Regions from separate parts of the Homo sapiens genome. Here region 2 is linked to region 1. The links are chromatin contacts, found by Hi-C or POLR2A ChIA-PET in ENCODE. All regions are on one chromosome and are shown on one strand. The core of a region is the stretch at or near the end of the contact, and the rest is flanking DNA. Distances in the headings are between cores, read along the strand shown.

The links. A loop is a pair of places that touch in the nucleus more often than their neighbours do. ChIA-PET counts read pairs that join two places held with the same protein, here RNA polymerase II (POLR2A). Pooled maps may share reads with other maps.
Region 2: a pooled map shows a loop between it and region 1 (2.6-fold over the local background). The contact joins the promoter of DNAJC22 here to the promoter of PRKAG1 in region 1. A Hi-C loop is called at or near these places in 2 of 50 pooled maps. POLR2A ChIA-PET finds 5 or more read pairs at or near these places in 3 of 52 experiments (H1, WTC11 and activated B cell).

Annotation. Positions count from the first base shown.
Region 1 is chr12:49,015,650-49,020,743 of GRCh38, reverse strand. PRKAG1 (protein kinase AMP-activated non-catalytic subunit gamma 1) reads left to right here and starts at 1,968. Exons shown (of 12, transcript NM_002733.5): 1 at 1,968-2,012. The coding sequence starts at 2,004. KMT2D (lysine methyltransferase 2D) reads left to right here. Exons shown (of 55, transcript NM_003482.4): 55 at 1-1,766. DDN-AS1 (DDN and PRKAG1 antisense RNA 1) reads right to left here. Exons shown (of 2, transcript NR_147179.1): 2 at 1,504-2,508. RefSeq lists enhancers at 1,565-1,764, 2,337-2,927.
Region 2 is chr12:49,344,723-49,349,816 of GRCh38, reverse strand. DNAJC22 (DnaJ heat shock protein family (Hsp40) member C22) reads right to left here and starts at 2,929. Exons shown (of 4, transcript NM_001304944.2): 1 at 2,266-2,929; 2 at 1,712-2,173; 3 at 105-1,051. The coding sequence starts at 944. RefSeq lists silencers at 1,893-2,112, 4,145-4,264, 4,285-4,384, 4,415-4,604 and an enhancer at 1,287-2,230.

The DNA of each region.
Region 1 (5,094 bases), core at 719-3,218:
TGGGGGGTAGGGTGAGGGCTATCCCTGAGTGGCATGCCCATACCTAGTGAGGCAGGGTGTGGCCCGGAGCTCCCACTTTCCCTCAGTCACCAAACTGCTGCTGGTCTGGTGGGAAGGGGTGGTGATGTGGGGGTGGGGGAGCTTAGTGTCAGCGCGGGGAGGGTGGGGGGTATTTATCTATTTATACATGGGATTGTACATAGTCTTGTGGGGCATGGGGGAGCCGGCTGGAGGTGAGAACCCTCCCCTCTCCCCCCACCCCCCGGGGAGAGCAAATGTAAAACTACTAATTTTTGTGCTTTATATATTCTATATAAATATATCTATTTTCTTTTTACAAAACCAGTTTATAAATGGTAGGGGGGTGTGGGGCGGACACATGGAGCTCCCCTTGTGGGGGGGCCCCCTCCATTACCCGACCTACCGCCCTTTTCCTCACCCCCCACCCCACTCCCCACCCCCTGGCTGTGACTGCTGTAAGATGGGGGTATAGAGGCTGGGCAATTCCCACCCCCTGTTGTATAGTTGGACTATGTTATAACGCACAAAAGAGAGCTGACCCCAGGGGGAGCCAGAGGGTGATGGGTTCCTTGCCTCCCTTTCCTTCCCCTTTCTGCCCAAGCTTGTGCTGCAGTTGAACCTCTTCCTGGGGGTGGGAGTAGGTAAGGGGTGGGTGAGGCCCCAAACCCCTCTCTGGTAGGGAACCGTGGGGATGAAGATGAAGCTTATATGCAGTTCTCTTCTAGGGGCTGTGGGCAAAGGGCATTTTGTAATTAATATTTTCAAGAATCAGATGTCTGGAGTGTAGGGGTGGGCTTGGTGGTGGTGGACGGGCGGGCCTGCTGGAGGGGGAGCTTGGTCGCTGTTGTGATTTTAGGTTTGTTTTTGTTTTGTTTTGAATTTGGGGGGTTGTGGATTGTTGGGGGTAGGGAGATTTTTTTTTTTTAAAGCTGCTTCCTCAACTGTTTCAAGCTGCAAATGTTTAAGAGAATAACAGCCCCCACTCCCACAGGAACCGCTGTAATTAAATCAGACAGTAGGAAGACTGGGCTGCTGCCCTCAAAGCCACAGCCCTTGGATGTTCCTTTTCCGAGAGCAGAAGGTCTAGGCTACAGGGAGGGGGAGATTGGCTCCCGTGAGTCAGGCTGTGTTTGGGGCTTGGGCCCTGGGATTGGGAAAAGGGGATGGGGCAGACTTTGTAAGCATATGCTAGGTATCCGATAGTCCTGTAGAATTTAGTGAAGAAACCTTATACAGTTTTTAATTTTTATATAAACTATAACTCAGACCCAAGCTACAAGGTTGGAATTTTGGTTGGTTTTTTTTTTAAGTACCCTGCCTGTATAATTGCATCAGAATCCCCCACCCCACCCCCCGCCCCCGTGTTTGTATTTTGGGTTGGTTTACACTCGCACATACTCAGTTTTCAGTTTTCCCCTTTACAGTCTTCTCCCCTCACCTCCAGGACCCTCCCCCTTTTTAAAAAATAAATCGCTGACAAGTGTGAATCCCGTGAAGACTTTATTTTGTGTTGTGTGTATCCTGTACAGCAAGGTTGGTCCTTCGTAACAACGGATGAAATGGTTCCCTTTTTTAAAGCGCCCTCTCTCCCTCCACCCTCAGCGCCCCTGTCCTTGGCATGTTTTGTATCAGCGATCATTCTGAACTGTACATATTTATGTTGCGAGAGGCAAAGGGCAAGTTTTGGATTTTGCTTCTTCCAAGTTTGTTTTTAAACGACAAATAAAAAAAGAACATTTTAAATACAAGCGGCTCCGTCCCATGACCCTCGCCGTCAGCCGGATCCGTGCGGTCCGCGAGGACCCGGGGGAGGGCGGTTACCGAGGCCCGCCACCGCCGGAAGGGTGGGTTCCTTGCCTTCCGCCCCAGTCTGGCGACTGCCATGACGTGGGCGGAAGTGGCGTCGCCGCACCGGATGTGGGGCGGGGCCTGCCCCAAGAGAGTTTCCTAAAGCGAGGAAACCAAGCCGGGCGCCTCTTGCAATGGAGACGGTGAGGAGTGCAGGAGGGCGGTCGGGGGCGCTGTGGAGCCTAAGACACCCCCCCAACCCTTAGGAGACCGGGAGGGCCGGGCAGGGGCTGGCGCTGGTGTCTAGCAAACAAAAAGCAGCCGGGTGTCTGCCCTATCCCGTGACCCTGTTCCTCCGCTTCTTCGTTGGGCGCATCTCCTGGAACTGGGCCGCGTCCCCGCCGCCTTTCCGTACGCGGTACCCTTAGCCCAAGCAGGCAGTGACTCCTGGCTCCCTCCTTGGGGCCCACGTATGCCGTGGCAATCTCGGGCCTCCTTTCCTATTGGCACCTCAAGCCCTTTTAGAGGTTTGAGAGCGCAGGGTTGTGAGCCGGCTTTGCTGGGTGAGGCACGGGGCGTCCAGAGGGATCTCCGCTTGCAGGTAGCTCCTGGACCTCGATGGTCTTTCTGTGATCCCTGCAATCCCCGGCAGGAGGACATCTGAAGATCTTTATACTGCGTCCAGTGAAGTCACATTCCCTTAATAAGACCGAGAATTGAGGTTTGCTTGAAAGAGGAAATCTTGCAGTGTTAGAGGCCGATGTGTCCCTGGACAATTTTAGGTCATGGCCCGCTCTGCGACTCTAAGCAGGGGTTTTGGCATAGCTCATTCTTGGCGAGCAGGCATTGACCAATTGTGGCAGGGCCCTGTCACCCTCCCACAGATGCTGCGGGTTGCCTGCTACATGTTTGCACCCACCCTCACTCTCAGGAGTCTTTTTCTAGCGCTCTGTAACCCCTCCCATACACTTCCCTCTCCACAGTTTTTAACCATGTGTCTTCTTTCAGGCAGAGTAACTCTTTCCATCTTGGTTTTTATCATCTGCTACTGTAGTTACGAAAGGACTGCAGGTTCACTTTGCTTTGGATTACATGCCCAGAGTAATTCTTTGCCACACCGTTTCTCTGCTCACAGAGAGGTTGTTTCTTTCAGGTTTTCAAAAAGAAAACCGACCAAAGTACTAAAATGATTCGCAGTTGGTCTCCCAGGCAAGGGAGCCAATTCTGACTAATCAGGATAATCTTAAACAAAAATAAGGAGTCTAATTCCATTAAATTTAAAATGACATGTCATATTCTACTTACTTGTAAATGTATTATGGTTTACAAAGCATTTTTATATAGATTTTCTAATTTAGCCTTTACACTTTATGTACTGGATTAGGCTCTGGGGTAGAAGTTAAAAAGAGGAAAAAGAAAACTCAGCCAGGTGTGGTGGCTCACGCCTGTAATGCCAGTACTTTGGGAGGCCAAGGCAAGTGGATTGCTTGAGCTCAGGAGTTCAGCATCAGCCTGGGCAACATGATGAAAGCCTGTCTCGACAGAAACAAAAATACAAAAATTACCCAGGCGTGGTGGTGGTGGTGTGTGCCTGTAGTCCCAGCTACTCGGGAGGCTCAGGTGGGAGGATCGCTTGATCCAAAGAGGTGGAGGCTGGAGTGAGCTGAGATCATGCCACTGCACTCCAGTCTGAGTGACACAGTGAGATCCTGTCTCCAAAAAAAAAGAAAAGAAAGAAAACTCCTGCTTTGAAAATGTTCAGCCTAACTGGAGTGATGGTGAGGGCAAGCCAGCAACAGCTGTTATTTAAAGGTAGACTATAATAAATGCTGTCATCAATATGAAAACAGAGGACTGTGACAGAATAGCTGAGAGAAAAATTACTTTGGACCTAGGAGAGGGCACTGCAAATTGAGAGAACAGTGTGAGCAAGGGCACTGAAATTGGGGTATGTAGAGAACTGGGGGTGAGCCAGCGGCATGATGTTGCTGGCTTTGGATTTTGGTCACAGTGGGAGAAAAGACTGGAAAAGCAGGCTAAGATCAGGTTGAAGGTATTACACACCATGCTAAATTTGAACTTTGTTTTGTAATAGGGGACCCATGGAAGATTTATGAGCAAGTCAGTGAATGTCCTTTAGGAATGTTCATAGCAGCTTTCTGTACATGGACTGAGCTACTTCGAAAAGTAAAGTTTCTTGTTAATGGGGATGAAAGTCCCTTCCAAATCTGAGATGCTTTGGTGAACAAACTTGGTGAAAGCATGAAAGATAAATTGAAGAACAGATAGATTTGGGCCAAGGACCCCAGTTTAAACAACGTTGCAGAGGTGAGAGGTAAAAGCCTAAATTAAGGCTGTGATATTGGCAATGAGAGAGATGGATCTGAGACATTTCTAACATACCAGCTTAGCTGATAAGTGTTAAGAAGACAGCTGTGCAAAACAAAAAAACAAGATGGGAACCACAGCGAGAATAATAGGATTGGAGGGACAAATGTTTTGTTTCGTATTCAAGCATTTGAGGAGTCTCTGTGACATCTATGGTTGTCAAACAAATAATTGGAAATGTAGATCAGAAGTTTGGAAGAAATTGCGAGTCTATTTGTCAGATGTAGACTGTGTCTCTGTAATATTTTGTACTTGCGTGGTACAGTGGTACTTTCTCAGGTCCCTTATGTTATTAAAAGTAGAAAGGAGGCCAGGAGCAGTGGCTCTTGCCTGTAATCCCAGAATTTTGGGAGGCCAAGGTGGCCGGATCGCTTGAGCCCAGGAGCTCAAGACTAGCCTGGTCAACATAGCGAGACCCCATCTCTACAAAAAAATACAAAAAGTAGCTGGGCCTGGTGGTATGTTCCTGTAGTCCCAGCAGCCCGGGAGGCAGAAGTCGGAGAAGCTGGGGAAGTTGAAGATGCAGTGATCTGTGATCATGCCGCTGCACTCCAGCCTGAATGACAGAGTGACACCCTGTCTCAAAAAAAAAAAAAAAGGTAGAAAGGAGTAGATGTAATTACATAATCCCCCCTCTGATATGGTGAAACAGGCAGAAAGTTAAAAGTCACGGCCAGGCTCGGTGGCGCATACCTGTAATCCCAGCACTTTGGGAGGCCGAGGCGGGTGGATCACGAGGTCAGGAGTTTAAGACCAGCCTGGCCAACATAGTGAAACCCCGTCTCTACTAAAAATACAAAAAAAAACTTAGCTGGGCGTGGTGGCAGGCATCTGTAGTCCCAGCTACTTGGGAGGCTGAGGCAGGAGAATCGCTTGAACCCCGGAGGCGGAGATTAC
Region 2 (5,094 bases), core at 1,680-4,179, 330 kb before region 1:
AAGCCAGAATATCCTTCCAGCACCTGGCCAACAGACAAAAGTACAGTACTTCCACATGAGGGCCACCAGAGCCACCGGACAGGACTGAGGGAAGAAAGCCTTACCTGGTAAGCCAGCTGACGCTTCTCATCCTGAAAACTGTGAACAAACTCATAGAGCTTCGCCCACTCCTGAAAGCAGCTGCTGTTGAAGCCAGTCTCCCCCATCAGTAGCCTCCAGATCCGGTAAGGCAGAAGGAGGACAAACTCCATGAGGCGGCCAAGAAGGGGGAAGAAGCTGAACCAATTCAAGAAGGAGCCAAAGGTTTCTGCCACATAGCTGAGGGTGGCAGCTGTGTTGCAGAGGGCACTGTATGCCAGTGGGCCTGTGAAAGCAAGGTAAGCCAAGCCCAGACGATAGAGCCGCACACTGAGCGGCTCTGATGCCACCAAAGCTTTGTAGCGGCGATGCCTCTGAGCTGTAATGCTGGCGGCCACGCTAATGGGCAGTATGGCTATGGGGCGGCCATAGAAGATAGGTGAAGTGAGAAATGCTGACCCCAGAGTGTTCTTAAAGTCTGAGGTCTGGTTGCCAACAGCAGCCACCAGCAAGACCCCTAAGCCAACTGCCAGTGGGAGGGCCACAATATAGAAGTTGACCATGGAAGAAAGGCTAATCAGTGCCACAAGGCCAAAATAGATGCCAACTATCACCTGGGCAGCAAAGCGAATGGGACTCAGAGGGGGTGTCACCCCTCTGGGGCTCTGCCTCTGTCCCTGGGCTCTGTTGGCCTGAGCTACAAAGCTTGGGAGCTTCCAGAACTCCCAGAGCCAGCCCAGCCCACCTCCCCCCAGGGTCAGCATCCAGAGCAGGGCGTGGCTGTCCCTTCCCAGGTACAGGTGGTGGAGCCCAGCAGGGCCCCCCACAGCCCAGAGGGCATAGGTCACCAGGAGCCCCTTGGCCATCCTCTAGGGCAAAGGTCTCAGAACAAGTCCGGTTACTCGCAGCACAGAAGTCTCGGGGTCCTCTGTGAGACTCATGGCTGTCATGGCCCCAGAGTTATCCTTAGACCCTAAGAGATGGGAAAAAGTAGAGTCATAAGATGATGTCCAGGCTCCAACACAGCAACCATTTCTCTTTCCAATAAAAGTTGAGTACAGATCTGCCTGAGTCCCCAGTGCTATTTATCTCATATCCCTTGTCCTAGCACCTCAGTCCCATTCTTTACAACCACAGTGACTCCAGATTTAGAGGAGAAAGCTGTTTAAATTTCAGACTTCCCCTGAGACCCATGACCCCAAATGACTCATGGGGGGATGTGTGGAGGGGCAGGGCTGCATTGGATGCTTTTCCAAAGTTCCCACACATTTTGAAAGCCTCTGCCTTACCCCTGACTTAACTCCAACTGTGGCTGCCCTCCCACACCTGGCCCAGGCTTTAGCCACTCTCCTGCCTTCCTAACTCTCCAGGCCATGAGATTTTCCCACAGGTCAAACTTGAAAGGGGTCCTGAATTCCCTTTATTAAAATATTCTGGAAAACTTCGTTTGACCTAGACCTTGGCACCCCACAATTCAACCACCTCTTTCGGAGGCCGGCTTGGAAAGCCACTCCACAGCAGCTGGACAAATCCTCACAATATCAAACTGGACGCCAAGCGTGCCTGCCAGTGTCCCCTCTATCTGGAGCGACCACCAGCCAGCACCCGCTACTTCCAAATCAAGTGGCCATACCTGGGTGCCCCGCTCCCAGACCGAGTCAGACCAGTCATTTCCTTTGACCACAGAGTGAAAATGGCCCGTCTCGCCCTGCTCCCACTTCCATCCAAATGGACTTTGTCTTTTGTGTCTGTTGTGTCACGGAAGTCCGGCTTCCCCAGGCCAGGCTCCTCCCCAGGGCCCTCCCCGGCCCCCTGGGGATCACATTCCCGCCTGGGACTCCTCCCGCCCGCCCTCGCGGGGAAACTCGGTGCAAGGCTCTGCAGACGCCTGCAGCTCCGGTGGGCTCAGTGCCCAGCCCGGGCCCAGCTCCTCCCACACCACCGCACCATGGCCGCCAGGTGGCGCTGCCGCCGATGGAAGGGGGGGTCCGGGCGGTCCCCAGACACCTTGTGCGGGTACCGAGGCACAGCAGCACAGGACTGCCCCTATGGAGGGGCTGCCTGGCAGGAGCAAGGGACGCTCCTATCTGTAGTGCTAAAAAAAAGGATAAACTCCTGTAAATGCAAGAATACGTCCTTGATTACCTCCTCCCACCCCCACAAATTGAAAGGTGACTCCTCCCTCACCTCAAGCTGCACGCTCCTCTCTTCACGCTCCGTTGACCTTCAAGACTGGATGGTTCCACCTCCAATTCCCTTAAGGCAGAGACATCCACGGACAGGCTGCAGTGAGGGACATCCAACCCAAGCTGTCCTCAACCCCCCACAGGGCTTGCTTGCCTCACCGGCCCACCTCCGAGCCTTCCAGTTAGGGGCTCTGCTTCTGCACCTGAGCCTGAGACCTGAGGAGCCTCCCAATCCAGGGCTGCTCTGTCCCGCGGGCTATGAACCAGAGGGAGAAACGGGAGCAGAGGGTTGGAGGGCAGGAGGCTCGACCAGGAGGGCGAGGCCGCAGCCCGAGGCTCGTGGTAGTCTGCCTTCCTGCGCCTCTGCGCTGCAACGGAGCTGCAATGCAAGACGCCTTCATTTCAATGTCCCGGGCTCCAATCCCGGGTTCTACTCCGTGAACTTGGCTAAGTCATGCAGCTTCTTGGGCCTCAATTTCCTTCTCTGGCAATCTCGTGGATCTCCGAGGTCCCCCAGTCTGGACTTGCGGGGGCTTCGGGGGACGGTCGGCCTCGCGGGTGTCACCTCCCGGCAGTAGGCAGAGCGCTTCCCTCCAAACGCCCTCAGCCCTCATCTCGGCCTGGAGAGGAAATGCTGCTCTCTATATGACCTCTTAGGGCTCACTGAGGGGCCTAGGCTGGGAGGGGCCCCAAAGCGACGCCTCAGACTGCTGGGGGGCGGGGGCGGACAGGAGCGCTGAATAATGAATGAGACTTAATTGGGCCCGCACTGCGCGACGGCGCGCTAAGCTTTGCAAACAGCGTGGGCGGCGGCGGCCGCCGCTGGACAAACAAACTATCTCCCGGCTCAGGTGGTGGGGCGGGGGCGGCAGCCATACAAGGGAGAGGGAAGGGGCTGGCCGCCGGGGCACCCGGGGCCGCAGCGCGCCCCCAGGTTTACTTCCCGAGGAACCCAGAAATGCGGGGCTGCGCTGGCGGCCCAGAGAGTGGGGGTCGGGAAGGGGCTCAGGGTTCGATCTCAGGAAGGGAGGAGTGGGGAGGGAGAGAAGCGGATTGTGCGGGGAGAGCCAGGGGCCCAAGGGCAATGTAAGCGCGAGGAAAAGCTGAAGAAACGAGTGGAGGGCAGAGGAGAGGGGAGAAGTGAGCGAGGAAAAAGCGCACCGGGGGAGGGGCGACGGGGTCGGGGGAGCGGGAGAAGAGCTGTTACCGGGAGGAAAGGGAAGAGCGATGGAGGAACAAGCGAAGGAAGGCGCAAGGGGCCGGGAGAAGAGGAATTGAAGAGTCAAGGAGAGGGATGGGAGGTGACCGGAATAAGAACGAGGGGGCGGCAGGGCGGGGGGAGGCGCCCCTGCCTCCGCCTCGCCCTGCAGCGCTCCCGGCCTAGCGCTCTCTCCAGCCGCCCGCACTCACTTTGTCACAATTACGGGGCCGTCACTCCGCCCGGATTGTTTTCCCCAAATTGTTGTTCTATAAACTGGTGCAGAGTGGGAGGTGGGGGGATCTGACAAACTGCAGCGAGAGGAAAGGGTCTGAGCTGTGGTGCGGGGCGCGGTGGTGCATTTACCCGCAAACTGGCCCCGCGTGGGCGGAGGAATCCAAAAAACCCACGCAGGAATTCTGGTTGCTGCCCCAGCTTCGTCGCTGACCCCGCTTTTAACTTTTTGGCTATTCTCAGCATCGGCTGCCTCGGTTTCCCCAGCAGAGCGTGACAAGGATCGGAGGCTGGGGTGGTGGAGGCGCTTGTAGGTGGGGTCCAAACCGTCCTGCCTGTCCCATTCTGTCTTGTTCTTTACTACCCGGGTCTCCCCGGCGGGGGATGGGTGGTCTATCCCAGCCCAGCGGTCCTCAGAGCGACCTCGAGTGCCTTCTTCCCCCGTGAGTGAGGCTTCTGCCCTCACCCGGTCTGGGCCATCTCCTACCCCGCCTGTGCCCTCCGACCCTCTGCCCTGCGCCGCTCGGTGTCCCAGCCTTTCAATTCGGCAAACATACGTTGCGCGCCCACTGAGTGCCAGCGCTGAGCCAGCCTCACCCCGCCGCCTCTCCCCCCCGCCACCCGCCCCTTCCCGGCCGGCCCGGCCTGTCGGCTCCGTGACAGCAGCCGCCGAAGCCCCGGCCCCGCGGGAGCGGCCAGAGAGGAGCCGCCGCATGGCTGGCTCCGACACTGGCCTCCCCGGCGGCTCCAGGGGCAACGAAGGGTGGCGGCCGCTGAAGCGAGACTGGAGCCTGCTGGGGGAGTTGGCAGGGCTGAGCGGGGGAGGGGGAGGCCCTGGGCGGGCTTCTCTCTGGTTCTCTAAGGCCTGTCGTTCTCATTCCGTCGCCCTCCGGTACCGCCCGGGTCCCGACCCCTCCTGGCTTCGCGAGCCTGGGACGTGGTAGGCTCCCCACGCCCCCTCCCCCAGCCCAGGTGATTTACACGCGGGCTCCGCGAAGCGGCCGCTTCCCAATCAGGAATATCGACCCCGGGCGGGGCCCCCGGGCCGCATCGATCCCTCTAAGGCTCGGGATTTAAAAATGTCAAATTTGCCTTTTCCAGGCGGGCGGAGGGGGCGGGGGCCAGGCGGAGGGAGGTTGGGAGGAGGGAGGGACAGCAGGGCATCGACCAGGCGTCTGTGCTCAGAATGTGAAGTGACCCGCGCGTGCCCGAGCCCTGACACGGTGTGACCATCCTTGGGTTAGCAATCACCTCTGGATGGGGGCAGGAAGAAAGCCCTCCTCCTTCTCCTACTCCAGTGTCCGTGGGGTATTCTGCTGGGCTGGTGTATTCTTAGAGAGAAGAGCCCCAAGAGGAACAAAGAGAGAGCCCCCCAAAATGTAGGAAGACAAATTTGGA